2 separate regions of the Homo sapiens genome follow, and region 2 is linked to region 1. Evidence: chromatin loops called from intact Hi-C (ENCODE). Cell type or tissue: heart right ventricle. All regions are shown on one strand. Each heading gives the region's core, and the rest is flanking DNA. Links, peaks and the distances in the headings are about the cores only.

Region 1 (15,053 bases), core at 4,801-12,800:
GGCATGGGGGCCCTGCTCCTGTGTGGCCTGGTGTGGGTGCCCGTGCCGCCCTCACTCCCTGGGCAGGCCGGGCTGGGGGAGTCCAGCCGCCCATGGGCCCCCTCTCACATTTGTCATGTGACTTGGCTTTGCCCTGCTGATGAAGTGCCCTTCTAGTGCAGTGTGTGTGGCTTTCCTCTCCTGTGTTCTGTGAAAGTCCTCTGCTGCTGGGTGAGTTTTGTGTTACGGTTTTATTGCTGTTCCCGCTGAACTTTGCCAGAGCCAGGCCCTGGTTCTCTGACGTCAAAGCTGCTTAACTGTTGGGATTTTATTGCTCTAAAGAACGATTTCTAATGATGTGAGCGGCCTGAGGGAAGAACCTGGATTGACTTAGCCTGGAAGGGCTCTCCTTTGAAAGGAGGCCCTGGAGCCTTACGCCCCTTGCCCGGCCAGCCCTCCACACCCTCCCTGAGGGGATGCGCTGTGGCAGGGCAGGATGCGTTTGTCAGGACACAGAGCCTCTGCCTTGAAGCCAGAGTCCCTGGCATGAAACCGGGAGTGTGGACGGAAAGCCCACGGGGGCCTGCTGGCAGGACAAGCTACGCCTCCTTTTTTTTCTCCCATTCCCTTGTTTTCCTCCAAGGACAGTTCTCCAAGTAACTGTCCTTGTCTTTCCTTGTGGTTAAGGGCTTAGGATACTGGTGACTTGACTGGCCAGCAGGAAAGGCAGACGTTGTTACTTGGCCACCCACTTAACACTACCCCGTCCCTCCAGTGTCATTTACTTTCCCTTCCGGAATGTTCGTGCCTAGAGAAAGTCTTGCCCAGAAAAGTTCTCAGTGTCAAGGAGCCCCGCAGTGGATTTGCTGGGACGTGGATTTGCTGGGACGTGTCTGTGGTCAGCGGGATGGTGCTCTCGATAGGAAGCAGTGCATTTGCTGGGACGTGGATTTGCTGGGACGTGTCTGTGGTCAGCGGGATGGTGCTCTCGATAGGAAGCAGTGCATTTGCTGGGACGTGGATTTGCTGGGACGTGTCTGTGGTCACCGGGATGATGCTCTCGATAGGAAGCAGTGGATTTGCTGGGACGTGTCTGTGGTCACCGGGATGATGCTCTCGATAGGAAGCAGTGGATTTGCTGGGACGTGTCTGTGGTCACCGGGATGATGCTCTCGATAGGAAGCAGTGCATTTGCTGGGACGTGGATTTGCTGGGACGTGTCTATGGTCACCGGGATGATGCTCTCGATAGGAAGCTGGTTGAGCAGGCAGTGGTCGGTAACTTGAGCATCCTCTCGCTCCTGGAATCTTGGTGCGAGGTACGGATAATGTTTAGTTCAAAACAAAATAAGTGGCCGGGTGCGGTGGCTCAAACCTGTAATCCTCGTGCTTTGAGAGGCCGAGGTGGGCAGATCATTTGAGGTCAGGAGTTCGCGATCAGCCTGGTCAGCATGGTCAAACCCCGTCTCTACTAAAAACACAAAAATTAGCCAGGCGTGGTGGCACGCGCCTGTAGTCCCAGCTACTCGGGAGGCTGAGGCAGGAGAATCGCTTGAATCCGGGAGGTGAGGTTGCAGTGAGCCGAGATGGTGCCACTGCACTGTAGCCTGGCCGACAGAGCAAGACTGTTGTCTCAAAACAAAAAAAAAGGATTTTGTGGGAAACGTGTGTAACTTAAGATCAGTGTGTTCATTTGGGCCATTCTATGATTTCTTAATATTCTGTTCAGTCTGAGCTACCCCCATCCACATAAAAGCAGCTAAAAAGTCTCTGTCCACAATGACTTGGTGATGAGTGAGTTCATGGTAATACAGTTGCTTCAGACCACTGTTGAGTGTTAACCCTGTGAGTCCAGGGAGAAGGCTCTCCTCTGGGATTGCTTCCAGTCCTCATGTTCTGCTCTAACTTTATTTGATCTTGAATCTGTTTATTTTAACTATTGTGGCCGCCAAGATTATTATATTTTAATATAGAAATGATCCATAAAGATGCATTTTTATGGCATTTAAATAATGCTCTGCAGTGGTTGAATGTCTCAGGAATACCACAAAGTGTCTGTGTGTATGTGTGTGTTAGAGTGTGTGTTAGGGTGTGTGTTTTAGACAGGTTGTATGTGTGTGAATCAGGGTGTATGTGTGTTAGGGTGTGTGCGTGTGATGGGGTGTGTGTTTTAGACAGGGTGTGTGTGTTAGGGTGCGTGTGTGTGTTTTAGACACAATGTGTATGTGTTAGGGTGTGTGTGTGTTTTAGACAGGGTGTGTGTGTGAGAGACAGGGTGTGTGTGTTAGGGTGTGTGTGTTTTAGATAGGGTGTGTGTGAGACAGGGTGTGTGTGTTAGGTGGTGTGTGTGTGTTTTAGACAGGGTGTGTGTGTGTGAGACGGTGTATGTGTTAGGGTGTGTGTTTAGACAGGGTGTGTGTGTCAGGGTGTGTTTTAGAGCGTGTGTGTTAGGGTATGTGTGTGTTAGGGTGTGTGTTTTAGACAGTGTGTGTGTTTTAGACTGTATTAAGATATGGGTGTGTGTTTTAGACAGAGTGTGTGTGTGTTAAGGTGTGTATGTGTGTTTTAGACAGGTGTGTGTGTTATGGTCTGTGTGTGTGTGTGTGTGTGTGAAGGTGTGTTTGTGTGTTTTAGGGTGTGGTATGTGTTAGGGTGTGTGTGTCTTAGACTGTGTGTTAAAGTATGGGTGTGTGTTTTGGACAGGATGTGTGTTAAGGTATGTATGTGTGTTTTAAACAGGGTGTGTGTGTCCTAGACTATGTGTTAAAAGTATGGGTGTGTGTTCTAGACAGGATGTGTGTTAAGATGTGTGTATGTGTGTTTTAGACGGGTGTGTATGGTCTGTATGCGTGTGTGTTAGGGTGTGTTTGTGTTTTAGGGTGTGGTATGTGTGTTAGGGTGTGGGTGTCTGTGTATTAAAGTATGGGTGTGTGTTTTAGACAGGATATGTGTGTGTTAAGGTATGTATGTGTGTTTTAGACAGGGTGTGTGTGTTTTAGACAGTGTGTGTTGGGTGAGTGCATGTGTGAGATGGGGGTGTGTGTGTTTCAGACGGTGTGTATGTGTGTTAGGGTGTGTGTGTGTTGGGTGAGTGCATGTGTGAGATGGGGGTGTGTGTGTTTCAGACGGTGTGTATGTGTGTTAGGATGTGTGTGTGAGAGTGAGTGCAAGTGTGTGAGACGGTGGTATATGTGTTTCAGACGGTGTGTATGTGTGTTAGGATGTGTGTGTTTGTTAGAGTGAGTGCACGTGTGTGAGATGGGGGTGTGTGTGTGTTTTAGACGGTGTGTATGTGTGTTAGGGTGTGTGTGTTTGAGTGCATGTGTGTGAGACGGGGGTGTGTATTTTAGACGATGTGTATGTGTGTTAGGGTGTGTATGTGTGTTTGAGTGCATGTGTGTGAGACGGGGGTGTGTGTGTTTTAGACGGTGTGTATGTGTGTTAGGGTGTGTGTGTTAGGGTGAGTGCATGTGTGTGAGATGGGTGTGTGTGTTTTAGGGAGTGTGTGTTTTTTAGACAGGGTTGAGAGTGTTGTTTTACACAGGGTGTGTGTTAGGGTGTGTGTATGTGTGTGTTAGGGTGTCCGTGTGTGTGTGTTGGGTGTGTGTGTGTGTGTTAGACAGGGTCTTGCTGTCGCCCAGGCTGGAGTGTGGTGGTATGCACCTCAGCCTCAGCTTCCTGGGCTTCAGCGATCCTCCCACCTCAGGCTCCCGAGTAGCTGGGACCACCTCTGGCATGCACCTCTGCATGCCACCACGCCCAGCTAATTTTTAAAATTTTTTGTGGAGACCGAATCTCACCATGTTGTCCAGGCTGGTCTCCAACTCCTGGACTCAAGCAATCCTGCCCCCTCGGCCTCCCAAAGTCCTGGATTACAGGTATGAGCCATTGTATCCGGCCAGGAGTACTACAAAGTTTTAAGGGGCAGAAAAGGAATTTTGAAGACCTGCAATTAACCCAAGACCTTGATTCTGAGCTTCTGGTGACAGGTGGGTTGCAGATTCTGAGCATGGCCCTTGCTCAGAAACAAGGTGGCGGGAGGTAATGAGAAAGCCTGGGAGCTGAGAGTGGCTTTGCAGGAGGCCCAAGAGGGCTCCCAGGAGGAGGGGGTGTGTAGGCAGCAGGTGCAGCCAGCTGGCAGGAGTCCAGGGGAGCTTGGACAAGGTGGCAGGGCCTGAGAGCATGCTTGGTGCCAGCTGGAGAAGAGCTTGTTCATGGCCCCTGCGGTGGGCAGCCCTGGGGGTTCTGGATAGGAGGGAGTGAGATTGAACCCCGAGAACGTGGGAGAGTAGACCAGCCCTACATCAACTGGAGGTTTTAGAGAAGGACAACAGAAATGCCTGGATAGTTCCGGCTGATGTTGGGGTGGGAGATGCTTTTGATCCCCATGTACTGCTTGCTTCCGCTTTCTAAAGGCAAGGTTTCAAAAATACTTGTGTACGTTTTCTGACGCACAGCACCGCCTGTCTGAATGTGCATCCTCCCAGCCACCCGGCACGGGGCGTCTGCAGCTCTCAGATTGTCACTAGCCTGGATTCTCCATGCCATCATTATCTGGGATCTTAATCAGTCAAGGTTTGTTCTGGAAATCATGTAGACATAAGGACTTATTTTTCAACCTACTTTTTTTTTTGATCCTCAAATTGTGTTTTGTCTTTTAAAAATCACGAGTACTCAGTCATTATGAAGAGCTCAGAAAATTCGCTGTCAATGGAGCATTGATGGTTTGTTTTGGCAATTCTCTGAAAATTCTTACACAGTTTGTGGAACATTTGCATTTGTGTCCCTTTTTCAAAGCCACTATTGTAGAAATGCAAATTTCTGAGTTCTGAGATGCTGAATGTTGGATGATTAATGATATTGAAATTTAAGAATGAACTCCCGGTATGTATTTGACATAGAAAACGCGGTGTGAGAATCATTAGAAACCATTGAGCACAGCTTGGCGGGGAACAGAAAGGCTGTGATTGAGGCACCCGGCAGTGGGGGCAGGTCGCACGTGGACAGGTGTGCAGGTGCGTGGCTGCCTCCGGGTGCCAGGCTGTGTGAGGCGGGAGCTACTGCCATCAAAGGTCTGGCTCTACTTGACCATAGGTGTTCAAAACTCATCATAATAATACATCAGCCTTGATGACTTGCTTGCTCAGTCAACCCCACTGCGCGTTTAAGAGAACGAAATGAACAGCAGGTTTGTTCTGAGTTTTGCTTGCTGCTACTCCATTTGTGCTTGCATATAGCCTGTGACGTGAGCTGGACACGTTATTTCTGTTTTGTAGATGAGGAAACCAGTGTTACTGCTATCGAGTGCTTAGGTAGGCTGAGGCTGGGCAGCGCATCAGAGGCCAATCTGGCACCGCTAGAATCGGTCACCTTCCCTCAAGGAGTGTGCGCCTCTCTGCGGCAGAACACTGGGCACCTGGGACCTGAGAGGCATTGAGCCTGTCTGCTTGTGTGAGCTCCCTGGCCAGGGCAGGCAGGGCAGGCAGGGCAGCAGGCACTCTGGTCCAGTGTGGTTCATGCCACGAGAGGGATGGGCTGGGCATGGAAGCCCCCTGAGGGATGTGGAGGCCAAGGGAGGCTGTCCCCTAGAAAGGACCTGAGGCTGAAACAGCCTTGTGAGGAGGGTTGGTGGGCCTCCCGCAGGTCCTGCCCCGCCGGCTGGGGCCCTGTCCTGCAACGTAGGCTTTTTTGTGTCCCAGTTGGTTTCAACGAGCATGGGTTTTGCCATCAGGGAACTTCATCTGTCCTTCCTCTGTCTTTTTGTGAACTTTCTCTGAGCTCTCTTTGCCGGTCCTTAGAATGTTGGGACTGAAGGAGTGACTGGGTGATTGGCATAACCAAGCGAACTCTGAGATTTGGGCTGAAACTTTCACGTTGTGGCCACTTAGCATCCTTCTCTTTGTTTATTTCATGAGAACATGGCAAAAAATGGGCACTTTGGGGAAAATTATAATGAAAATTACAGTTAATTTTAAGAAATTAAAATTAAGACAAAAATCAACTGAGGCATATACCTAAACTTTTTTGAATTATATCTGGCCCTGAGCTTTTAAACTGGTTTGCTTTCAGCCACCTAATCAGTAAGACACTGGGAGTGCTGGCCCTTCAGGAGTGATACGCATTGGTGGGGATGGAGGCCTTGGGGCGTTATTTTCATGTTTGCTTCTCTCTCCTTCCCCCTTTTTAGGAAAACAAATACAAATAGAAAAGATAAATTCTGCCTCTCAGGGAGCTAGGCACAGCTGATTTGGAGACCGAAGCCCATAGCCAGGCCTTTGGGAGCCCCCTTGACAGTGTAGGCGGCTGTTTCCCTCCAAGACGACGCTGGGCCTGCGGGCTCTTGGTTGTCTGTGAGGATCCTGAGCCCGGCTGGCTTATGGTGGCTTTGTTCTCACTGGACCCCAGGCTCCCTCATCTCCCTCAGCCCTCACTGTACTCTCCTCCATCTCTGCCCAGTGTCCCCTTGCTGCCTTTCCTTCAGTGCTACAACACGGACTCAGGACCCAGTGTGGTTCCATGCTGACGGGCAGCTGTAGAGCTGTTGGGATATTACCTTGAAACACAGTGTTCAGGATGACTGTCATTTCCTAGCTTTCACCAAGACTCTGTACTTTCAAAAGGAGTAGTAAAACTTATTGTAACGTATTTGTTTTTTTCAAAATACAGAAATGACCTAAATGTACTTATTTTTGTTCCATTTGAAATAGCATTTATAAAGAATTAGGACAAGTTGGTCTGTGTGTCTTAGTGTTCATTATTTAGTGATGGTCATTAACTGGGGGAGTTTTTTCTTTTCTGTATACAACTACATTCTCAAAGGTTCAAATTAGCTCTTTGAGTTTGTATTCACTTGAGATGTCAGAATTTGTTATTATGAAGCCACTGTCTTCAGAGCCTTTCCCTAAAAGAAGTTTTGTGATTGGAGCCAGTTTTTTTTTTTTAATTTTAAATTTTAAAATGCTTAGACCATTTTCTTAGAAGATTGCTTCCATAATGTGGTTGTTTAGGTGATGCCTTTGTTCGTTCAGCCTGCTATCATAAAATACCTTAGGGTGGATGATATGTAAATAATAGAAATTTCTTGCTCACAGTTCTGGGGGCTGGGAAGTCCAAGATCAAGGTGCCAGCGGACTTGGTGTCTGGTGAGGGCTGCTCTCTGCTTCACAGATGGTGCCTTCTTGCTGTGTCCTCACCTGTTGGAAGGGGTGAGGGGTCTCACTTGAACCTCTATAATAAGGGCACTAATCCTGTTCCTGAGAGTCCATAACTTAATCACTCTCCAGAGGCCCCACTTCTTAATACTGTCACATTGGGTATTAGATTTTAACACGTGAATTTTGGGGGGGACGCCAACATTCAGACCACAGCAGCTGCTAAAGCCAAGAGAATACCTTTCATTATAAGAGCTAATGGTTTTCTTTCAATTAGTTTGCATTCATAGCCAAAGGTATTCCTTTTTAAATACCTATGAGTTTTCCTAGGAAATATGTAGAAATTGGATGCTTATTAACACTGTGTTTCTCAGTGACTTGTTGATTCAGTAGGGTTTGTGAAATGCTGTTGGAGTTTCAGGCAAGGATGTGGAGTCTGTTCTGAGCACACTCAGGGTTTCCATGTGTTGTCCTGAAAGCCTTTCTCACCTCTTCACATCTAGGGTAAGGCCGTATTGAGGGGAAGTTCCTCCCTCCCTGTTAGGTAGTGTGATGCAGAATTCTTGACACTCTTTGTTTTCACATGGACTGAATCCAAATCAGGTGGGGCTGATTCTTCCAGCCCTGTCTCCTCATCCCGGTCTGACACTGCACAACACAAACCTTCCTGCTGCAGGCTCACCGAGGTGCTGCCTGGCCCTGTCTTTGCCTGAACACCTGCAGTCTCAATGTGGCTGTGCGGGAGCAAAGGCGGCCTTCGCCCCACGTCTCTCTCATGTGCTTCCATAGCACTGCCTTGTTTTTGTGAAAGGATCGGGGAGGGAGGAAGGCAAGGTTAATTTTTTCTTTCTGATGTACTAGTGGATAAAAAGAGTTCTAGAACATTTGAGGAGGCCCTAGGGGAAACTGGAGACATGGAAAGCAGAGGTTTTCGTTGGTAAACCAGAGAGATGAGGAGTTTTAGTTTTTGTAGTGCCCGATGCATTGTACGTGTTGAAAGCCGAGTCCTTGATGGTAATGGTGGCTCTGATGATGGTGGAGATGGGAGGTTAGGATCCCCTTAGAGATGTTTAGTGGGTGCTGCAGTGAGCCCAGTTTTCTGAGTGACAGGGACTAGGGTGTGACTGCTGAAGAGGGGGCCAGATCTTCAGTGCCCTTTATCTCTGGTGGGCTTCTCATCCTTGGTCTTGCAGCATCAGGATGGGGCCAGGGTGCCTGGCCTGGAGGGGTGGACTTGGGCCGAGGACTGCAGGGCACAGATGTCCTCTCAGTGTGGCCCTCAGCACGGGGAGCCCTGTGGCTTTGAAGCAGATGCTTCATTCAAGGCAGGTGGTTCTTTTCTGAACACAAACATACACGTGAGCATCCCCAAAGGCTGTTTTTGAGAGATGGTGTGTGTCTCCATGTCCAGGCTGTTGTAACAGAATGATAAGGTGCAGAGGCCATCTGACAGCTGGAAGGGTACAGAGGCATCTCTAAGCAGCAGCACCGATGGAGTACCCAGCCTGGAAGTGCTGACACCCCACCATGGTCCTCCTCTGTCCCATGCAGCCCAGCCTTTAGGAGATGCACCAACAGGCATTTGGGTGGCAGACTGGAGCTCAGTGGGGCTGCCCCCACTGGGGCCCCTCTGTAGCTTCTGAGAACAGTTGAATTGTCTATCTGCCTTCACATCTATCTGTGATTTGGTTCCCTTTTGTTCTTCGCCAGTCCTCAGTAGGATTTGGTAAGACGTAATTTCTCGATGGTTCAGGAAGACGGGTGGGGCTGTGTCCATGCTTGCACAGCCTACTGTGAACAGCTGAGCTCACTGCCCTGTGACTGGCTTGGTGTAGCTGAGGCTCAGGGAAGAGCTGGGGTGTCCTGGGGTGAGGGAGCAGCAGCACCAGCAGGACCCCATGCCCCAACTGCTGCAGGGACCATCCTGGCCTGAATGTGTTAGAAACTAGGAGGGTATCTGGGGTGGGGACACATCCCACTCTTCTTGCTTTGTGTTCAGGCCCCCAGCCTCTTTCTGTCATGATGTCTTGATGTCTCCCTACTCAGCTGCTAGCACTTCTGCTGAGGGAAGCAGTCACAAAGGCCGGTGGCCCTGGCCTGAGCATGGATGTGGCTTTCTTGGTTCTTGGCTGCGGTTTCCTTGAACTCTCTGTGGTCTGCAGGACCTGATGCATGAGAATCACATGTGGGGAGGGTGTTTCTTGTGTTTATCAGTGTTTCCATTTCTTTGGAAGTTACCTGGATGCTGTTATGAGTGGATTTGGTGGACTGATTTGCATGGGTGTGGCCTCAAGGACTGCATTTTCTAAGGAGATGGTGTTTTTAATGCCTTAGCCAGGAGATTGCAGGGGGCCGCGGGCCACATGTGTGGTTCTCTGGGAAGATTCTGCTCTGGAGCTCTGCTGAGGGATGTTATTTCAAACTTCAGTACTATCTTCATGAACAAAAGAACAACGTAGGTCTCCGTTGAGTTGCTCACATCACCCGAGAGAGCATGGCTTTGGTGCTCCTCACCCATGTCCAGATCAGAGCATTTAGGCTTCACCTGGGGAATGGACAGGGGCAGGAGCTGGGAGATCACTGCCCAGGGGTGGCTCTGTGTCCGGGGTGACCTGGACTGGGCCCATTGCCTCCTGGGGCTGAGGTTGCTTCCTTTCATCGGGCCCTGTTTCTTTAGAAAGATACTGGGCTTTGACTTTTGCCTTCTGTCGGCACCTGGCCCTGCAGCTGATGGAAACTGGCAGAGCAAAGGACTTCACTGGGACAGTGAGCAGTGGGGCAGCCCTGTGTTTACAGGCAACCCCAGACCCTCTTATGACAGAAGGGGAGGGCAGGGCAGCCGGCCTTCACCTGGATAGGAACAGCAGGTGGCTGATGTATCTGAGTTGGTATATTCATTCAGAGACATTGGTTAAAATTACTTGTCAATATAACATCTTTACCATTGTTTTCTTCAAAGCCAGATTCTGTATTTTCTGATTTTATGTAAACTAAATACATAGTTTTCTTAAATACAGATGACCTCTGCCTTCACAGTTTCTTTGGATACCTTTCAAGTCAGTTTAACACACATGCTCTCCGGAAACAAAACTCAGCCACTGGGGAACCGAACCTACGCTTTTGGTAGAATCTCAGCCTTGGGGGGAGCCTGGAGGCCCTGAGCCCTGGATGACACCTGCTCTGGAATCCTCCACCAGTGGCTTTTGAAATGTGGTTGGTGGCTGAATCTCACTTCTGCCTTGGATGCTTATGGAATCTTCTGGATGGACTGAGCTCAGAATCTCATTGAATACTGTGGTCCTCTCAGTCTGAACTTTGTACCTAAAAATCCACGGGAATCTCATAGCAGCTGCTGAGGATTTGGAGAACTCCCTTAGAAAAATAAAAGGAATTTATTTTTTCCTATTTTATGTAGTGGCTATTTAAATTTTGAACATCAAATGGTAGTTTTGGATTTTAAAAGCTCAGTGTGAATAAACTTTGAGCTCAGATGCAGCCGTTCTTTTAGTGTGTCAATTTTAATAGGTGTCATTTGATGTTTGCACTAGGGGGTTGGACGAAGGTCGGTGTGAGAATCTCAGGGATAACTGGGCTGCTGCAGGGGTCAGACAAGGCCTCCTGTAATAGGGATTTTGGGGCACTGATGGAATGAAGGGAAGCGGGAGGAGAGGGTAACGAGTAGAGGCTGCCGCTGCCCCAGTTGTATTAGAGGGTGGTGAGGGACGTGGTGGATAGGAAGCTGCATGGGCCTCCAGGAACTCACTGCACTGGCTTTGAGTCGCGAGAGAGGTGCCACGGGAGGTCTAGAAACCGTGCATTTTGGGACTGAGATAAAACACGTCCAGCTGGTGGCACAGACCAAGCCAGCTGGGAGCGGAGTTGTCTCTCTGTGCTTGTCTGGAGTACCTGCCTGTGCTCTCTGAGCAGCCTCTGCACCTGGCTGGTGGGCGGGGCTGAGCCTCACCTTCAAGGCTGCAGATTCCCTGGCTTTCGGTGTGCTGGGGGATGCCTTCTGCATGGCCTGGCTTTCCTGGGATTTCCAGACCAGATCCACCTCTTTCTCCCCTTTTTCTTTGTCTTTCTGCCCCCGAAGAGATAGCAGTGTACAAAAACAAGCCAGCATTTCTTGTTCTCTTGCTATTTGTAATTGTCCCGAGCCTGGACTGGGTCCAGTCCGCTCATTTATTCTGCCAGGGCCCAGTCTGCAGATCTCAGCCGAAGCCGGTTGTCCTGCCTGGCTCGCTCTGTTCCTGGAAAGCTTTGTCACGCACAGCCAGGGGCCACTTTGGGTGCATCCTGTCTCCCCCGTCGCCGTATGTTTGGGAGCAGAAGTTGGCTCTGGTCAGATATGTGGATGTTAATTTATCCTCATTCTTGGAAGCAAGTTGGGAGCTCAGAGGAAAGGAAGAGCCACAAAATGTCAAACCCAGCAGCGGCCATCTGACTCGGTTGCTCATCGCTATAATATGTGATTAAGATGGAAGTGTTTGATTTCCTCGCTTGCCGGATTTAGGCCTCATTTTGCTTACTCCCGTGAGTCCTGATTTCTTCCTGTTAGAGAGAGGAAGTTTGCAGCGATAACCGACTTGCAGTGGGGTTTTCTGTGAATGGAGCTTGTATTGGTGCGATGTGTGGCGTGGGAGTCCCCACCGGTTAGTGGCTTATGCAGGGTGTGAGTTTCTCTCAAAGTGGACGTTTTCTGCCTTCCCGGAGCCAAAACGTTTATTTCGCCGGTGAGTACAGCTGAGTCTCACGTGCATCTGACAGCAGTGTCTCCGAGCCTTGCCATTTCCTCCACTCCCTCCCTTGGAGCCGTTTGTGTGACAACCTGCTGTTCAGTAAAACCAGTTTAGTGGAGTGGGTGTGTGTTAATTCTAGTCCATGTGTTTAAAAATCAATTCATATGATGAGAATGGCACTTTCCCCCGTGGTCTTCCTCTCAGTAACCCATAGCCCCAGTCCAACCATGGGAAAAACATCAGACAAATTCCAGTAGACACCCTTCCTACAGTCTACTCTTGCCAGGCCCACTCGATATGCCAAGGTCATCAGAAACAAGCATCCTTTGAGAAACTGTCACCACCAGGAGGGATCTCAGGACATGCGACACCTAAGTGTGATGTGGAATTCCTGGATGGGATCCTGGATGGATCTTGGAATACAGTAAAAGACATTAGTGGGAAACTTCAGGAAATCCTAAACTCTAGAATTTTAGTTAATGACAGTAATGTCAGTATTGGTTCCCAATTGTGACTAACATACCGTAGTAAGGTAGGATGCTAATAATCGCGGGGAATGTGCAGGTGGTATTGGTAGGGTATATGGCAGCTCTCTCTACTGTCTACTCAAGTTTTAATAAAATATGTCAAGAATTTTGAGTTCACAAAATGAAGTACATTTATAGATACTCTCTTTTGCTTAATGTTTGTTCATGAATGGCTGTATACTGTAGTTACTTTAGCACCTAGCTTTTACAGTTTTTCCTTTGGGGACTCTTTTTTTTATGGTTGTGCATGGATGTGGTAGAGTAACTTAACAAGTCATTGTTGGTGGACAGGGAGTTTGTTTTCAGCCTTTCCATTGTTGTTATTATAAACATGTAGCCTTGAAGACCGCCAATGTCTAAGTGAACTTTTTAACTGAAGTATCACAGGCATCCAGGAAAGTGCAAGAATCATGACTGCTTAGCTTGATGAACTCTCCCAAAAGGAAGATGCCTGTAACTGCTACCCAGATTGTGAAATGGGACATCCCAACACCCAGAAGCCCCGTATATGTCCTCTCTCAGTTACTGTACCCTCACTCTCACACCCTCTAGATACCACTTCTCTAGCTTCTAACATGAGTTTCTCCTGGTTTTGAACGTCATATAAATCACGTAATACTTATTCTTATTGTCTGGATTATTTCACTTGACAATATGTTAGATTTATTGATATTGTGGCTTATAGTAGTAGTTTCTTCATTTAATGGGTATATAATATTTCATTGTATGAACATATCACAAATTATTTATTGGTTCAATTGCTGATGACATTTTGGTGGTTTCCAGTTTGGAATTATGTATAATGCTACTGTAACATTCTTGTATATTTCAATTGGTTCATATAAGTATGCAATTCTTTTGATAAGGTGTATGTGTGCCAAACAGTTCTTCAAATTGATTGTACCAATTTACACTCTGACCTATAGAATGTTGCTCTGTCCTTGCCAATACATGGTACTGTAATTCTTTTTCATTTTAACTATTGTAGTTTCATTTGTATTTCCCAGATTACTAAAAATGTTGAATACCTTTTCATACGTTTATTGACCAACTAGATGTCATCTTTGGTGGAGAAGTTTCTATTCATTTAAGAAATTGGTTTGTCTTTATTTTTCTTACTGAGTTGTAGGAGCTATTTCTGTACACTGGCTATGAATGAGCTTTTTGTTGTTTGTTGCTATTTTCTATGTGTGTGCTGCGTTTTCCCTTTCTTAATGGTGTTTTTTTTTTTTTTTTTTTTTTGCTGAACAGATGCTCTTAATTTTAATAGTCCAATTTAATAGTTTTATCTATGCCTATTTGAAGATATTCTATATTATTTTTGATAAACTTCATTGTTCTATCACTCATTTAGATCTGTGATCCACTGGGAATTTTTTTTTTTTTATGTGTGAGGTAGGGATTGAGAGTTACTTTTCCGTTTGGAAATTCAGTTGGCCTAACAGTATTTATTTAAAAGAGTCATCCTTTCTTCTCTGCTATCCAATGCAACTTTGTCATAAGTGAAATAAATTATATAAATGGATCTGTTTTTGCACTTTATTCTAGTTCATTGGTCTGTTTGCATATCTGTGTACCAGTGCAACACTGTCTTAACTAATAGATTTGCAGTTAACCATAGTATCTAATAATGTAGGTCTTCCAACTTTTTAAAACTTTTCAAAGCTTGTTTTGGTTCTTTTTAGCCCTTTGCATTTCCATATGGATTTTTTTTTTTTTTTTTTTTGAGATGGAGTCTTGCTCTGTCTTCCAGGCTGGAGTGCAGTGGCACGATCTTGGCTCACTGCAAGCTCCGCCTCCCAGGTTCACGCCATTCTCCTGCCTTAGCCTCCCCAGCAGCTGGGACTACAGGTGCACGCCACCATGCCCAGCTAATTTTTTTGTATTTTTTAGTAGAGGGGGGTGTTTCACCGTGTTAGCCAGGATGGTCTTGATCTCCTGACCTTGTGATCCACCTGCCTCGGCCTCCCAAAGTGCTGGGATTACAGGCATGAGCCACCACGCCCGGCCTCCATATGAATTTTAAAATCAGCTTTTCAATTTCAACAGAATACCTGCTGTGGTCTCAATTGGGATCCACTGATTTGCATATGAAATCAGTTTATTAGGAGTCTTCTAATCTACGAATATGCTACGTCTCTCTATTTTTTTCGAGCATCTGTAATTTCTTTCGATCATATTTTGTAATTTTCAGTATAGAGGTCTTAGTTTTTTTTTATTTGTTTGTTTTGAGATGGAGTCTTGCTCTGCTGCCCAGGCTGGAGCGCAGTGGCACAATCTCAACTCACTGCAACCTCCGCCTCCCAGGCTCAAGCAGTTCTCGTGCCTTAGCCTCCTGAGTACCTGGGATTACAGGCACATGCCACCATGCCTGGCTAATTTTTTCTATTTTTTGTAGAGACGGGGCGTCACCATGTTGATCAGGCTGGTCTCGAACTCCTGACCTCAAGCAATCCGTCCTCCTCGGCCTCCCAAAGTGCTGGGATTACAAGCATGAGCCACCGTGCCTGGCCTAGAGGTCTTTTATTTCTTTTGTTAGATTTACTTCTAGGTTATGCTGTTTTGTTGGGGGAATTTTATTTTTGTAATGTTTAGAAGCACAATTCATTTTTGTATATTTGTCGTGTCTCCAGATACCTCGCACAGTGTTTATTATTA
Region 2 (15,053 bases), core at 1,853-9,852, 54 kb before region 1:
TGCGAAAACACACCACGGAATCATAAGCAAATTATCTCGTATTTACATTGAGCGTTGAATTATTTGACACTGTTATAGGAGGAGACCGTGCGTATCAGTTGGAAAGGCCGGGGGTGGAACCCAGTGTACTCATTTAATGCACATCAAAAATTTGTAATAACTTGAGGCAGCTGATATGAGTGTTTTCTTTATTGCATGTTGTAAATTGACCTGCTGTGACACAGTTTTCAAATAAAGCGTTGCAGAAATTAAACTTAAGTTATTTTAAAACTAATGACTTTCTTCACTAAATCCTAATTGCATGACTGTAGAGACCTACCTAATTGCTTGCTGAGAGCAGTTCTGCTTGCTCTCCGTGAGGGAGGAAAGGGCCTGTGCAGTCACTTTGCCGCCCCGTTTTTCTCTGTTCAGGCTTTTCTGTTTATTCCCACAAATCACCGAAGCAGTTAAGGCCTGGGAGTAAGCCTGTAAACAGTCCTGGCCCAGCGCCAGCCCAGCAGGACTGGGGGGATACTGGCAGGTTTGCACCTTGACCTGGTTTCACTTTTTCTTTTGTAATATGATCGTGGTTGCCTGGAGTTTTAATTGCTTCTGATAATTCTGTGCATTATTTTCGGGACTGTCCAAAGAAGGCTGGTGTGGTGGTTTCAGGACCTAGCCAGGAAAGGTGGTGGTGGTGGCTGGGGAGAGGGAGGGTGGAAGGGAGGGAGATCGAATTAAGAAAACTCAGCTGCTTGTACACAAATATACACTACAGCAGTTACAAAGCAACAAAAGTTATTGCAGAATTTTGCAGTAACTATGGCAACACAATTACTCTATTATAATTGGAAATGCAAAATGCCACCGAGTTAGAAGTTTCATCAGAATGGAGTTTTGGATATCAAAAATATGTGAAATTTAATTTTTTTTCAGGTAGCTCTTGTGAATTCTAAAATCTGTGTTCAATTACCTATTTTTAAGACTGATCGGGCTTTCCCAGATATTCTACTCTCTGGGATCTGTGGCATCTTTCCCCAGAAGAACTCACATTTGTGTGGGAGGGAAGTATTTTCATGCCTTAAAAACACACACCCCAACACATTGTAAGACTTCTATAGCTTTCTGTGTTCTGGGCTTTTATTTTAGAGATCAAATCCCATCCTAAAGAGAGCAGTAATCAATTAGAAAAGAAGCCGGCTGTACTCAGCAGGCAGATGTAACGCTGCCCTCTTTAGGGTTCTTTCTCCTGCAAGGGGAGCTGGCAGCAGGCATGCCCCCGGGGGAGCCCTGGGCTAAGGGGACGGGGTGGAGGGAAGATGACTGGACTGCATATGGGCCTGGAAGGCCTAGGGACGAAGGACAGATGTGGCCTCGGAGCCCTGCACCAGAGAGAATGTTCTGTGTTCAGCAGCTTCCTAGCCATGCAAAATAAAAATCCCCAAATGCCATATTCTCGGAGGCCTTGGGGGCTGTTGCTGTAGCAAGATGGACAGGACAACCTGGCACGCTGGCCACGTGCGGCTCAGGCAGCCCATCTGGACTCTGTGGCCAGAGACCTCGTTGAGAAGAATGCCCTATGGATGTTTACCAGGAGGACTCTAGTGCTGGAAGTTTCCACACATTGTGGGGTTGCTGCAGTTTAATTTTGTTATAACTCTTTCCTTTTAACTACTGCATATTTATGCCCAGTAATCGACTTCCATTCTCCAGCTTCATTGTGAGGTTTCAATGCAGCATGAATGGCTTTGAATTCCAATCCTTTAATGTTGGGGGTGGCACCAAAGGAAAGGCGACTTTATGCTGTCTTAATTGCCGGAGCAGAAGAAACATTTCATCACTCCTGTAGAATTCATCCATACCATTCTCTATTGAAAACGGCTGGGCTTTCATAGCTCAGAAGCTGCCATGAGTAATATATTAATACCTGATGTAGGGCGCGAAGGAGCCGCAGAGGCCGAGAGAACTGCCGTTGCTGAGAGGCAGCGGGGCGACAGGCTGTGGCCGGGCTTTCCTCCGAGGCTCAGAATTGATGACTAGCTGGGGATGGGGGAACTGAAGGGCGAAGGGGCCCAGTCTCCACCTAAGCTTGGGGCTGTGGAACCGAGACTGAGCCCCTGCCCTGTTGTTGGCAGCCCCCAGTCTGTCCTGGGGTAAGGAGTCGGAAAGGATGGATTTGGAGGGAGTGTTTGTTTTGATTTCAGGTGGTCAGCATATGCCCTGCCGTGTGGTGGGCTCTGGGTTTTTGGCCTTGACGTTAGAGGCGGGTACTGCACCTTCTGGTTCAGGTCAGATGAGGGGTGCCATGTCAAAAGTGATGCTACCTTTGAACAGACCTTAACTCATTCATAAGCGTTTCTGTGGGAACAAGTGTCACTAAGGTCAGTAAGTTCTCTTCATACGGTCAGTTTTCTTCTCTTGGGCTTCTGTGCGTGGGAAGAGTGGGACCTGTTTTGGGGTGGCATGAGGGCCATGGTGCCTGCAGCATTAAATGGCCATGTCCCCTTGCTGCAGCCTCACTGACAAACCTCCTACTCACTTCCTAGAAGGAGGGTCAGGGTCCTACATGTCCCCTTGCTGTGGCCTTGCTGACACACCTCCTACTCACTTCCTGGAAGGAAGGTCGGGGTCCTGCATAGATTGCCCCCACCGTGACTTCCTGTATCACTGTCGGGGGATGAGGATGTATCCTGGAGCAAGGAGATGATGCCACGAGCAGCTGTCACGTGCTCCCGTAGCTGACGCCAGATGAGCACCTGCTTGGGGCTCGTGCTGTTTCATGCACTCACCATGTAGGTGTCAGCACAGTCCTGCAGGTGGGCTCTACCTCTGGAGGAACTGGGGGTAGAATGAAATGGACCATGTGCCACCCCCTGCATCTCCAGTCCCAAAGGCCAGTTCCTCTCCGTGCCTCTGCTTCTAGGCTGGTGGTGACCTTGAAGCTGAAGTTCAGCTTGTCGAGGTGCTTGGGCGAACACAGCCTCTTAGAGAAGAGGACGATTTGGAATACCTTTCTAGTTCAGTGTCGTTAGACTTTCTAGTGCTGTGTTGACTGTTCTTGGCGCTGTTACAGGCGCGTTTCATAGGTCTGGGCAGTACTTCTGGCTTTCTCATGCTGTCTTATGTCACGTGTGGGACTGCAGAACTAGAAGACATCATGTTCTTCTCCTGCAAAGTCCCCAGGACGCCTGGAGGCAGGTGGGGGTGACGGAAGGGAGCTAATGCTCCAAGTCCACTTCAGCCGGAGCAGCTTTTAGTGTTTGTTGTTCGGTCTGTTGATTACCTTGGAAGATTTTATTGGAAGAAAGCATTTGAGGACCAAGTTAATCTACTCTTTCAATACCAACCCAGAAACCTTAAAGAAAATCTTGACAGATTTAATAGGATAAGAGTTTTTTAAAAAATCTCTTTGGCAAAAGACTCCGTCAGCCGGGCTAAGAGACGAGAGAGAAAATACATACCACATTATGCCTGTGTAAGCTTAACAGTCAATATATAAAGAGCTTTTACAGACCAATAAGGAGAGCATGAGATCACCATTGCAAGATGAGCAGAACGTATGAACATTGAATCATTGTGCCAGTGATGAAAGGTTAGCATTACTAATCAATTCAGTGTGAAGGAGATTCCCTTTATGCCTATCATATTGGCGAGTTTGATGATACCTGTTGCTGGTCATAATAATAATTTCTATTTTGTAAGGTTTTTGCAAAGTTTAAGTTAATGTATGGAAATTTCCTTGAATAGGGCCTGGCATGTAGTAAGCATGATATAAATGTTGGCTGTTATTTATTATCATTTGCTCTCTGGAGAGACCCATATGTATTATTATATAAAATATAATAGGGCTGGGCGAGGTACCTTATGCCTGTAATCCCAGAACTTTGGGAGGCCAAGGTGAGAGGATCACTTGAGCCCAGGAGTTCAAGACCAGCCTGGGCAACATAGTGAGACCCTCATCTCTACAAAAAAAAAAAAAAAATCAGGCATGACGTCGTGTGCCTGTAGTCCCCATTACTTGGGAGGCTGTGGCAGGAGAATCACGTGAGCCTGGAAAGTCAAGGTTGCAGTGAGGTGTGATTTTGCCACTGCACTTCAGCCTGAGTGACACAGCGAGACCCTGGGCTGTCCCCCCCAAAAAAGTTTATATATGTAATGTATAAACATAAAATAGTGATTACCGAATTGCTCTCTAGAAAAGTCTTAAGTGTCAAAATCTTAAATGCCATTCTCCTTGTCCCCACAGTTCTACATTTTGAAATCTATTCTAAGGAAAGAAGATAAGTGTGTAGATATCCAGACGTGTGTGGAGGTCGGGGCTGCATTATTTATAAAAGGAGTACTTGTTAAACCTGCTGGCATTTCTGCACTGTGGCATCCTCCATGTGTAGACAGGCAGAAGTGTGCAGTGTAAGAGGGAAAGGCGGGGTCTGGAGCAGTCCCCGGGCCACTCCTGGTTTTAAGTACATGGGTCTCTAAGGTAACCATCAGAGGTGAGGAGACGGGGTACACTTTTCTTTTATACATGGTGGTATTGTAGAGATTCTTTTGGTAAGCGTGTATTACTTTTTTACAGTAGTAATTTGAAAACATTTAGATATCTTCATTGGAAAGAAAAGTACTCTTTAAGTCCTTGGCAAGTTGATAAATATGCTTTGCAATAGAAGAATTTAGGGGCATTTGTTTTTCTAACTCACATGTAAGCTCTTCAAGGTGGGGACTGACCCTCGGGGTCTGAGCGGGCTCTGCTACAGCCCATCCTACAAACAGTCTCCCAGGTTTCCACCAGAAGCAGGTTTGTACCTCTCATTCCCTTGCTTGAAACCCTGGCATGACTTTCCTGTATTCTTAGGATCCTAAGGTCTCAGGGCCCTGGAAGGCCTGCCTGATCCTGGCCTCTGTTTTACCAGCCTCATCTGATAGCACTTGCTGTGTTTGTGGAGTTTCAGCTGCCACCTGCTTTACTTTCTAGCTCTCTCTAAGTCCCCTTTGACCTCGGGGCCTTTGCACACACTGTTCCCCTTCCTTGGAATGGCCTCCCTTTACCTTCCTCTTCTCCAGCCCCTCAGTTCATGCTCATCCTCTCATCCTTTGATCCCCTGTTAAACTTAGCCTAATAGCTTTTTTCCTCCTTTCTAACAGCATCCCATTGTGCAATTTCAGGAAGGAGCTCATTGTGACCTTAGTTGTTTAATGCCACCTTTTCTACTAGCTGGGGCTCTGTAGGATTGAGGGGCCCTGAGGGCCTCATGCCTGCTCTGTACCCTGTGCTTGGCAGTGTAGGTGCTCGAAGAATGAAAGAAAATGAATGAGTGAATGAATGAATGGATGAGTAGGTAGCCCAGTGAATGGCACAATGCGGGCCTTGGGTGGGAGAGCTGGGGTGAGGCCCCACCTCTGGCCTGGCCCCTCTGCGGGGTTCTTGCCAGTGCTCTGGAATTGCCTGTTTCCTGACACCCCCTGCCCCCATCTGGGAACTTCTTGGTCCTGATTTTGGAGATTACATGCTCCTAAGGAGATGTCATAAATGCAAGTGGAGGGAATTCTGTGATGCAGAAAGGAATGGGAGGGAGAAGGGCCTTCAACACAGCTGTCGAGTGGCAAATGCGACTGTTGTGCCAAGGCCAAGGCAGGTGTGTGCAGCTTGTTCTCCAGCCGCTTCGCCCAGGGCCCCGGCGTGTGAGGAGGCGAGTGGTGCTTTTATGAAGAAGTTTTTCTCTGCTTGTTTTAAATTAGAATTAATGACATTATTTAATCACTTCTTATTTAGCGTCATAATTTTAATATGATACATTAATATGTTTGTGTACATAAACATTTTGGAGTCTGCTCTGTTTAAAAATGTGAGTGTTGGGCTTTGTGAGTTTACTGTTGTTTATGAAGTACTCCGTCTGTGTGAGTCAAGTGCTTTTGCTGGATTGATGTTTAAGCTTGAAACAATAAATCAGTTCTTAGGACCTGAAAGTCTGAACCAGCATTCCAAGTGGGAGTATTGTTCAAGCGGTGATGGAATTGCATTTTCCCTTGGGAATGGCCCATCATCTGGTTTATGTGTTGCTATTTGCTGGAGCGGTTCTTTTTTAAACTGAGGAAGAGAAGTTTCTGTGGTATCTCCACTGGCCTCCCTGGTGGTGGGGTTGGGGGTGGAGGGGGGGTGGTCCTTGGGGGCCATGTTCCCTGAATATTTCTAATTGATTAGTTATTATTTTGCAAATACTCATTTTACACCCCAGCCCAAGTACTAGGTTTTACATGAGATGAGACTCAGTTGAACACATTCTCTGTGCCAGACGCAGTGGCCAGCCCCATGACCCCAGGCTTGATCAGGAAAACTGGCCTCTGCCCACAAGAGGCTTTGGTGTTGGTAGGGACAGAGGAGAAAAAGGAGCTAAACAGGCAGGTGCACACGGGTCACCATCCTGAGAACCAGGGCTGTGGCTGGAGGGCTTGCTTGGTAGGGAGAGCCGTGGTGCAGGAGCCAGGCCCAGATGAGGAGGAGGAAGGGGAGGCTGGGTGGGTGGGAATGGGGTGTGGTCCTTTTTAGCCAGAGCCAGAGTTTCGGGGCTGCATTGTGAAAAGGGCATTGTGGCCAGATGGTGGCCTGGTGACTGAGGTCTCTGAGGCCAGAGTGCGTGAGCCAGTGATGAGCCGGGCCAACTGGCAGGCTGCCTGGGTGGGGTGGAGGTGTGGTCTGCACAAAGGACTTCCTTGCGTTTTCATGTATGTGTAGTCTTCTTGCATTTAATGGAGAGTTTGCTTCTGTTCTTTCTATTTTGTGCACTGGTGCCTGGCTCCAGCTGGGTGATGGACCTGATCTCTCTTGTTCTAACTTTGTGGAGGCAGGCCCATTCAGATGCATCCCAAGGAGGCCTCCAGGTGGTCCATGGCGCGGCTAGGCCCTCCTTGGGGCACATGCTTGGTGGTGCTGTTGTGGGGACTTCTGCATGAAAAGCAAGGGCAGCTTCCAAAACAAGGGCAAGGTGAAGAAGGTGGCTCACACGCCGGGGGTCCCAGTCCTGTGGCTCTGAGACGGGCCGCATCCAGAAGGGAGGGGGTTCCTTCCTTCTAGCAGTGCTGGCGAGAGCTTCCTCTGTGCCTAGGTCCAGGATTCTGTAGAGTAGCTGTCAGGACTGAAGCCTGCCAGGAGTCTGTGTAGAAACCGTGCTGGAGGGGACCCGCTGGGGGACCCGAGCTGGCACCCCCAGTGCCACCGGTTTACACACCAGAATTCCGGGTCTGAGGCTGAGCCCAGCCTGGCCCATCTGCAGGGGCCTTGCTGGCTGGCACCGTGCCATGTAAGTCAAGTGGCAGAAAGTGGGCCCCCAGCAGGTCAGCAGAGCGTGGCCAAGGGCCCCTGAGCCTCAGTCCTCCCTGTGGCCTGGGGCTAATCCCAGCTGGCTATTGAGGACTTACCCACCCCCAGGACTCATGTCCGAGCCCCGTAAGCTCAGGGGTTAGAGTGTTCTAAGGAGGCTGACCCCCATTCCACCTCTGGGGGCTGTGGACAAGGAGGGGAAGATGGCCTGTGGGTCCACACAAGCGGGGTGTATCTTAATTAGTGATGCCAACTGTGCCTCCTTGCTTGCAGGATGTGGGTGGCCCTCTGACCTTTTGGACCTTTAAAGTGAGCCATAAAGAAAACCATTGGGAGGTTCTGGCATATTAAAACCCCCTCTACTATAAAATTTACATCAGATTTTGCACTGAAAAAATCCTCATAGGTGGTCACAGTCCCCATTCTTTGGAGAACACTTGTTTGCCAGCTCAAGGGCTCTGTGTTGGAATCCGCCCCTTGGCTCTCCAGGTCAGAAGGATGCATCAAAGGAGATGTCACTGGGGTGCCTGTGTCTTCTCGCCTTTCGAGTGCCTGCCCTGAAGCAGCTTGCTTTCCTTTGCCCCTGAGTGTGCAGCACAGCCCAGCGTAGCTCGGTTGCTGGCTGGGGCAGCAGCTGACCTGCAGAGCCGTTACGTGCATGCCCGCTGCCATCCGAGGGTAGCAGCCGGGCTGGGCCATCCCACCCCTGCCCGGCATGGTGGCCCGGGCAGGATGGGGCCTGGTGTGGGAGCATCCAACTCACCTCCCAAGCTGGTGGGGATGTTGACCTTTTGGGCTTCGGAGTTCACAACCAACCATGTGCAGTGCTTCCCGCGGTCCCTCCCTGAAGAAGAGTGTCTTTCCATGTCAGCGTGCCAGCTTCAGCACACGCGGGCTGCGTTCTGACGAAGTTCTGTTTTCAGAATTCTTCTGGTTAAGCGGAGGCCAGAGCTGAGGCACGTGGGAGCTGCGGAGGGCCTCTTCTCTTGTTTCACGTATCCTTCTCCTGGTTCCTCGGTGCTCTCGTGGGTGTGGGGTGAAGGGTCTGATTGGTGGATGTGCTCTCTCCTGCTCGTCACACTGCCAATGTGCCTGCAGTGGACAAGAGTGATTTGCAGTGATGTCCTGTGTTCCATGGCTCTGGGGTGTTGAGTGAGCATCGGTTGAGATCCCAGCTTCACTGTCATGACCCCATCACCTCAGTGAGTCCTTTGTCATCTGCTGAGTGAGTGTCTCTCCCGCAGAGACTCAGCTTTCCTCTTCCTCCTCCCCCGCTGGCTCTGAGGACACACAGCCCTCTCTGCTGGCAGGTCTTGGGAGGAATGAGGAGTAGGGTATGTCCCCTGCCCGGGGCCTGCTGCTGACCGGGCCTTGGATGCACCTGCAGGACTTTCTGAAGCTCCTGCACCTGCTCAGGGTGTCTCTGCAGCAGGTCGTGGTGTGGTGGACGTCTCCCCGAAGGACCTTAGTACAGTTTGAGAACAAGCTCTCGTCTGCCTTTGTCCTTGCAGGGACTGTGTCATAGTTTACAGAGATTAGACTCTTGAAAGCTCAGAAGCACCGTGATGCTTCCCACGGACACTGTCAGCCCCCAGGGCATGCTGCGCTTGTTAGGGACCTGAAGGGCCAGCGTCCCTACCCGGTATGCAGAGCCCGGCTCGTGATGGTGGCTCAGCTGCTATGGCATGTCCAGATTGCGCCTTGGCCACAGTGTGATTCGTATCGAGGCCGAGCCGAGGCCCCTGGCCCTGAGGATGACTCGAGCGGTCTGATGGACACTGTGCCACGGCTTTGCCGTCTGTCATGCTTCCCAGTGTGCTGGGAGAGGGAGCTGCCCTGAGACTGTGGCTGTGCGTAAATCCAGGCTGCCCCGCTTTCCCTCCCCTTGGTTCTTTCTGTCCCGTCTTCACTGCTTCTGATTTGCATGAGCAGGGACCCTGAAGGACTGTGTGCATTTTGCCCACTGCCTTGGTCAGAGGGCTACCGGGTGTGGCTGCAGTGTCTCAAGGGAGGCTGCGTGGCTGGGTGCTCAGGTCCAGGCTCGGGGCTCCAGGCATGTGGCGGCTCCTGGTAGCAAAGTGAGGGGTAGTGCCGCTCTGGAGGGCAGTGAAGGACAGGGAGATGGGAGAGGTCAGGGCTGGGGCTGCGGCCGCATGGTGCCCCTGTGGGCACAGCTCCTCCACAGGTGGAGGGTGGGAAAGGCACTCTAAGGGGATTTTTGGGGGTGGCTTCCAATATATATATATATCTTTTGAGACAGAGTCCTGCTTTGTTGCCCAGGCTGGAGTGTACTGGTACAATCACCACTCACTACAGTACAATCACCACTCACTGCAACCTTGATCTCCCAGCTTAAGCAGTTCTCTTGCCTCAGCTGCCTGATTAGCTGGAACCAAAGACGCATGCCACCATGGCTGGCTAATTTTTTGTATATTTTGTAGAGATGAGGTTTCGCCATGTTGTCCATGGCTGGTCTCAAACTCCTGGGCTCAAACAGTCTGCCCACCTCGGCTTACCAAAGTGCTGGGATTACAAGCGTGAGGTACTGTACCTGGCTGGCTTCGAGGGAGGTATTGAGCAGGGAGGTATTTCTGGTAGCTCCCCATCAGATAGGATCTCGCTAGGTACTGTGGCCTCAGGGAATTGTTTGGCTTGTTTTCCTAGAAAGTGCCGGAGGAGGAAGTATTCAGGCACTGTTTGATCCAGCTCCTCCACAGTGTCATCTGGGGCTTGTTTCTTTGCCCTACCTGGGGAGAGTCAGCTTCATGGGATACACAGGCCCTGCCCGCTGCTCCCAGGGTTATATACACTGGCTGGTTCACACCCATCAGGAAGGACAGCATCTTTGTCTTAGCAAGTCTTGGATTCACTCTCCTTCGGTCTGGCTCCAGCCACGTATTGAACTCTGAACCAGTCACTGTGACCGGGGTGCAGAGCGCACCGAGTGGCTCAGCCTGGGTGCTGGACATGCCTCTTCCAGAAGCCGGCTGGGGAACTGGCCTCCCTGGTATGGAATTCACTGATGTCAGGAAGGAAGGGGGAAGGGGACAGATGCTGAGGAGGAAAGCCGCCAGTAGCGTCCTCAGTGAATTTAGCTCCTCGTGCCTCATGAATCCCAGCAGCAGTTCCAGAATAGTCTTGGTGTGGGCTCAGTGTGCATGGGTGCCACACTGAACGCTCTGCGGACCTCGCCTCAGAATCCCTTAGCGGGCCTCTAGGAGGGCAGGGTGGGCCCCATCCTGTGTCCGGAGTTGGTTCCTTCCAGTGGGTTCTTGGTCCCACTGACTTCAAGAATGAAGCTGCAGACCTTTGCGGTGAGTGTTATAGCTCTTAAAGATGGTGTGTCCGGAGTTTGTTCCTTCAGATGTGTCCGGGGTTTCTTCTGTCCAGCAGGTTCGTGGTCTTGCTGACTTCAAGAATGAAGCTGCGGACCTTCGCGGCAAGTGTTACAACTCTTAAAGGTAGTGCGGACCCAAAGAGTGAACAGCAGCAAGATTTATTGTGGAGATCGAAAGAACAAAGCTTCCACAGCATGGAAGGGGACCCAAATGGGTTGCCGCTGCTGGCTGGGGTGGCCAGCTATTATTCCGTTATTTGTCCCCACCCACGTCCTACTGATTGGTCCATTTTACAGAGTGCTGATTGGTGCATTTACAATCCTTTAGCTAGACACAGAGTGCTGATTGGTGCATTTTTACAGAGTGCTGATTGGTGCATTTACAATCCTCTAGCTAGACAGAAAAATTCTCCAAGTCCCCACCCGACCCAGAAGTCCAGCTGGCTTCACCTCTCAATCCCAGAGGCAGAATGCGGGCTCCCAGGGCCTGTGGGAGAAGCCCTCGGCAGGGTTCTCTGGCAGTGGAGACTAACACACAGTGGCCTCCCTGTGTCTCTGCTGCTTCCTGGGAAAACCCGGGGCCCTGGAAGTCAGAGCCCAAGTGTGCCAAAATGGCCAGTGGGAAAGGTGGATAGAAGTAATGGCAGCTCAGCAGGGAGATCCCTCCACACACTCCCTCCGCTGATGACTGGCTGGATGCAGAGAAGCCTGGGGCCCTTAGAGTGGGGAGTGGGGGCCAGGAAGGGAGGAGCCTGTGTGGCAGAGTCCCTGCGGCTGCAGCCCAGTGACCCCAAGGGGCGGGGTGGGGGCTCCAACCCACAGGATGGTGGAGGACGGATCAGGGCCATGGCTGCCAAAGGGGGGCCCAGAGGGTGGTCCTTCCAGCCGTGCGGTCCAGCTGCCCTCTGGGGCCAGGCACCCAGGTCACCCAGAGGACCAAGGCTCTGCTGGTCATCTGAGGATGCTCCAGAGAAGGGTTGAGCCATGTTGGCTCATCTGTCCCATGCAGAGGTGGGCAGGTGCCTGAGAAGGCCGATGCAAACGTGGCCCGGGCCCAGATAGTCCTGGAAGCCGCACTGACCGCATCTGCCTCCCTGCGGGCAAGTGGTGTGTTAGAAGGAATGTGCTTTGGGATTAGGTGGATGAGCTTCAAAGTCCAGGCTTGCGGCCCTCCAGCGAGCGGAGAGCCACAGTGGTCAGTTTGCCACCTCCCTCATCCGGGTCCACCCATCTGCAAAGCAGACTTCAGGGTTTCCTCCTTGAAGAACTGTTGTCAGGATAAGTAACACAGGAGGTCAATGGCCCAGCCTTTCCCCAACCCCAGGTGCTATGAGGTGAATGAACTCGCTGCCTCCCTCGGCTTCAGGGAGGACCTGCCCAGCCGCGTCCTGCCATGTTTCTGCAGTGGGTGTCTTCTGTGTGCTGGGCCCCATGTTATGACGTGTGGTCCGTTAGTCCCTGCACACCTGTGGCGTGGATACCCGTCCTCCCGTCTGATACCTGTGGCCACTGCGGCCCCAAGCGAGAGCGGTGGGGTGGGGGTGTGGATCTGAGCTGGCTGCTGCTCCTGAGCCCACGCCTTCCACTCCCCTTAGTGCCCATTGCAATGCGTGGTGGAACCATGAGCCCCAGGCAGGAGGCGCGGCTCCTCCAGGGGCGCACTCTTGTTGGAAAGTAGAGTGAGGAGGAGCTCGGCTTTTTAGGCTTTTTAGGGCCCAGGTGCATCTTGGTGGAGCCACGTTCCAGCTGCTCTGGTGCCATTGACCCAACCGCTCTAAGCCTCGGTTTTCTTCTCCACACGATCAGAATTGCAGTATCCCTGCCCTGGCTGAATTGTTTTGGGTATAAAGCGTATTGTCCCTGTCAGCTGGGGCACAAGGCTGGCACAGATGCTGCCTGAAGACAGGCTGGAGCTTTCTCTGGTCACAGAGTGCTGTGCCTCGTCCTGTCTCTAGGCTGGAGGGAGAGGCAGAGAACCTCAAACCTGCACACCTCTAAGAGGAGGTTTCTTCCAGGCGAAGGTGGGGGGTTTTGTAAAGTAAGGGGTGGGAGGCTCTCCTGGGCATTGCGTTGGTGGCGGCCGGCCCTGTGGTCCTGGCCAGGCACGCAGCGGCGGGACTGAGGCTGGAAGTGGCCTCCTGGCCTGGGTGCACCGGGGGATCTTCTGGCCACTCTCCAGCCCCTGCTGCAGCCATTCTGGTGCTTGTGGGCCCGCGGCTGCTTCAGTGGGTGACCCCATCCAGGCCACTTGTGAGCAGTCCCCTCTTCTCTGTCTTTAGCTCCCACTGAAGTTCTAGGACTGCAGCCCTAGTGAGTGTTCTTCCTCCTCAACACACATGTACGTGCGTGTGCACGTGCCACACACAGCAAGCATTCCCACCCACACACTCGTGCTCCCCGGACACGCACACACCCTCATACAGATAGACGCACGGACAGACATCTGCACACACGTGCTCACGCACTGGAGTCGTGTGCAGTCTGGCTCCTCTGGCGTGATTCCTGGTGAACCCAGAACAGCCACTCACCTCTGATCGCTGCCACCTAATGAGGAAGGGTGGAGTTTCTCTAAAATGGGTACATCTGATGGTGGTGAGGGTGGCGAAATCCTCTCTCATGCACAGTTCTCACCCAGCTTCTCTTCTCTCCAGGGAGACCACTGTGTTTTCACTGTTAGAACTGGGCTGTCTCTGGACAAGGGCCAGCCTTGTTACGAGCAGAAGTTCTCGGTACTGTGTCTGGGATGTGGCTCTTGCTCCTCTAGGTCGTGACTACGTTGTTTATGAAAGTCAAGCTCTTACACCTAAAGCCGGTGCTCATGGGATTTCCTTACAGTGCATTACATTGTTAAATTTCAGGCCCAGACGTGGTCTGGCGGCTTGTCTGGAACACACAGTGGTGCTCCAAGCATGCCTCTGCATGGACGCCTTACCCACCAACATCCGTGGGCTCCAGAGGCCTCGCACCCTCCCCTGGCCGGCCACCCCGGGATGCCCCCAGGACCTGCACCCTCAGCTGACGCTCCTCTTGGGAAGGTGGTTTTGAACCTCTGTCATGTGGTTCCTCCCGTGGTTGGGACACACTCATCTGCCTCTGGTGTGACCCATCTCTCTTTGGTCTTTCCTCGTCCCTCCAGTGCCACCCATTTTCGTACAGAAACTGAGGATGCCTCTAATTCCGTTTGAGCATTTGAGTCTCAGTGTCTGTGACCTTGACTCCCCCTGTGCGGCCGCCCCAGCCCCAGCAGCACAGTCAGGACTGGGACCTGACAGTGGCTCTGAACCTCCGAGACACAGGCCCCAGCCTCTCTTCCCTGTGCTCCGACTCTCAGCCTTCCTTCTCTGCCCTGGTCCTGGCATCCTGTGGCTCATCATTGTCTAGAGTAAAACGCAGGCCCCTCTGCCTTGCCTGCCGGGTCTTCCAGGGTTTGGCCCAGCCTCCCCGACCCAGATTCCTTCTCCCTCATCCTTGGGTCTGGCCACATTGTTTAGCCCTTGTTTAGGGCACACCTGAGCTTTCCTGTCCCTGGGCCTCTGTTTACCTTGCCTCCGGGGCTTGTTTGGGGCTCCCAGAGCAGAGCTGTAGGAGACTGTCTTGGACCGCTTTCCGGGGCCCAGTGGCCTCTTTTTGATTCTGTACCGGCAGGAAGGGTCATCACAGCCTCCGTGGCTTCCTCGGCACTCACCGTGGCTTGCCTGGCCTCCTGTCCCCTTTGTGAGTTGTAGTGAGTAATGGACGAGGCTGCAGTCAGGCTCCCTGTGTCCTGTTGTATCACATGGTCCTTCTGGGGCTCCTGGGGTGGCGTCTGTAGAATCAGGGACAGGCGTGTGCGTGTTCCTTATCACAGGCCGGCTTTGCCCACTGGTAGGCTGTGCTGTGCACGTGAAGCTGCAAGGGCTCCTGGCACAGGCAGGCAGGGGGCTTGAGGCTGAGACTTCAGAGGGAACAGGGGCCCCTGTGGCCACTCATTTCCATGCTCTAGCTCTGCCTTCCCGCTCTGGCCACCAACAGGGAGCCGGGTGGAGGCAGAGCTTCCCCGCTGCTGAGCTGGGCAGAGTCGTGGGCCAGGAGCCTCCTTTTCTTCAGTCCTCGGAGGTGACCCGGAGGCCCCCGGAACCTCCTGACACTGCCAGCCAGTGCTTCCTCCTGCTGAGAGCAGCCAGCCCGCTGTGTGCCCCCATGTACTGAGCTCCAAGAGTGTCGCCTCTGGCTAAGGGAAGCTGAGGGCAAGGCTTCTTCCTGAGGCTTGGAGGAGACCTTTCAGCTGAGGTGCTGGGGATGCTGGGGAGAGGGCCTCCACGCAAAGCAGTCAGGGGCTATGGGCCTCCGATTGTGCCAGTCCTGTGGAGGCGGCCGGGAAGCAAGGTGCCCTTCTCAGGAGAGAGAGCCAAGATGGAAGGGAAGGGATGGGAAGGGCTCTTC

The links. Peaks named below come from ENCODE experiments on the same cell type or tissue, not always from the same donor. Only the 100,000 strongest peaks of a DNase experiment are listed, where the experiment ranks them.
Region 2: a loop joins it to region 1, with 2.1 times the contacts of the local background. A loop is called at or near these places in 12 of 110 quality-filtered maps.

What each region holds. Positions count from the first base shown.
Region 1 is chr2:239,334,093-239,349,145 of GRCh38, reverse strand. The region is part of intron 2 of HDAC4 (histone deacetylase 4); the gene reads left to right. Among named protein-coding and RNA genes, the nearest start is that of MIR2467, 10 kb to the left of the region's middle. In heart right ventricle, for the core only: no CTCF peak of the experiment used is centred there; DNase peaks (open chromatin) are centred at 8,928 and 11,386; H3K27ac peaks cover 1,494 bases.
Region 2 is chr2:239,385,048-239,400,100 of GRCh38, reverse strand. The region is part of intron 1 of HDAC4 (histone deacetylase 4); the gene reads left to right. Among named protein-coding and RNA genes, the nearest start is that of HDAC4, 8.4 kb to the left of the region's middle. RefSeq lists an enhancer at 13,358-14,208. In heart right ventricle, for the core only: CTCF peaks have their summits at 2,777 and 6,612; DNase peaks (open chromatin) are centred at 3,050 and 6,620; H3K27ac peaks cover 1,783 bases.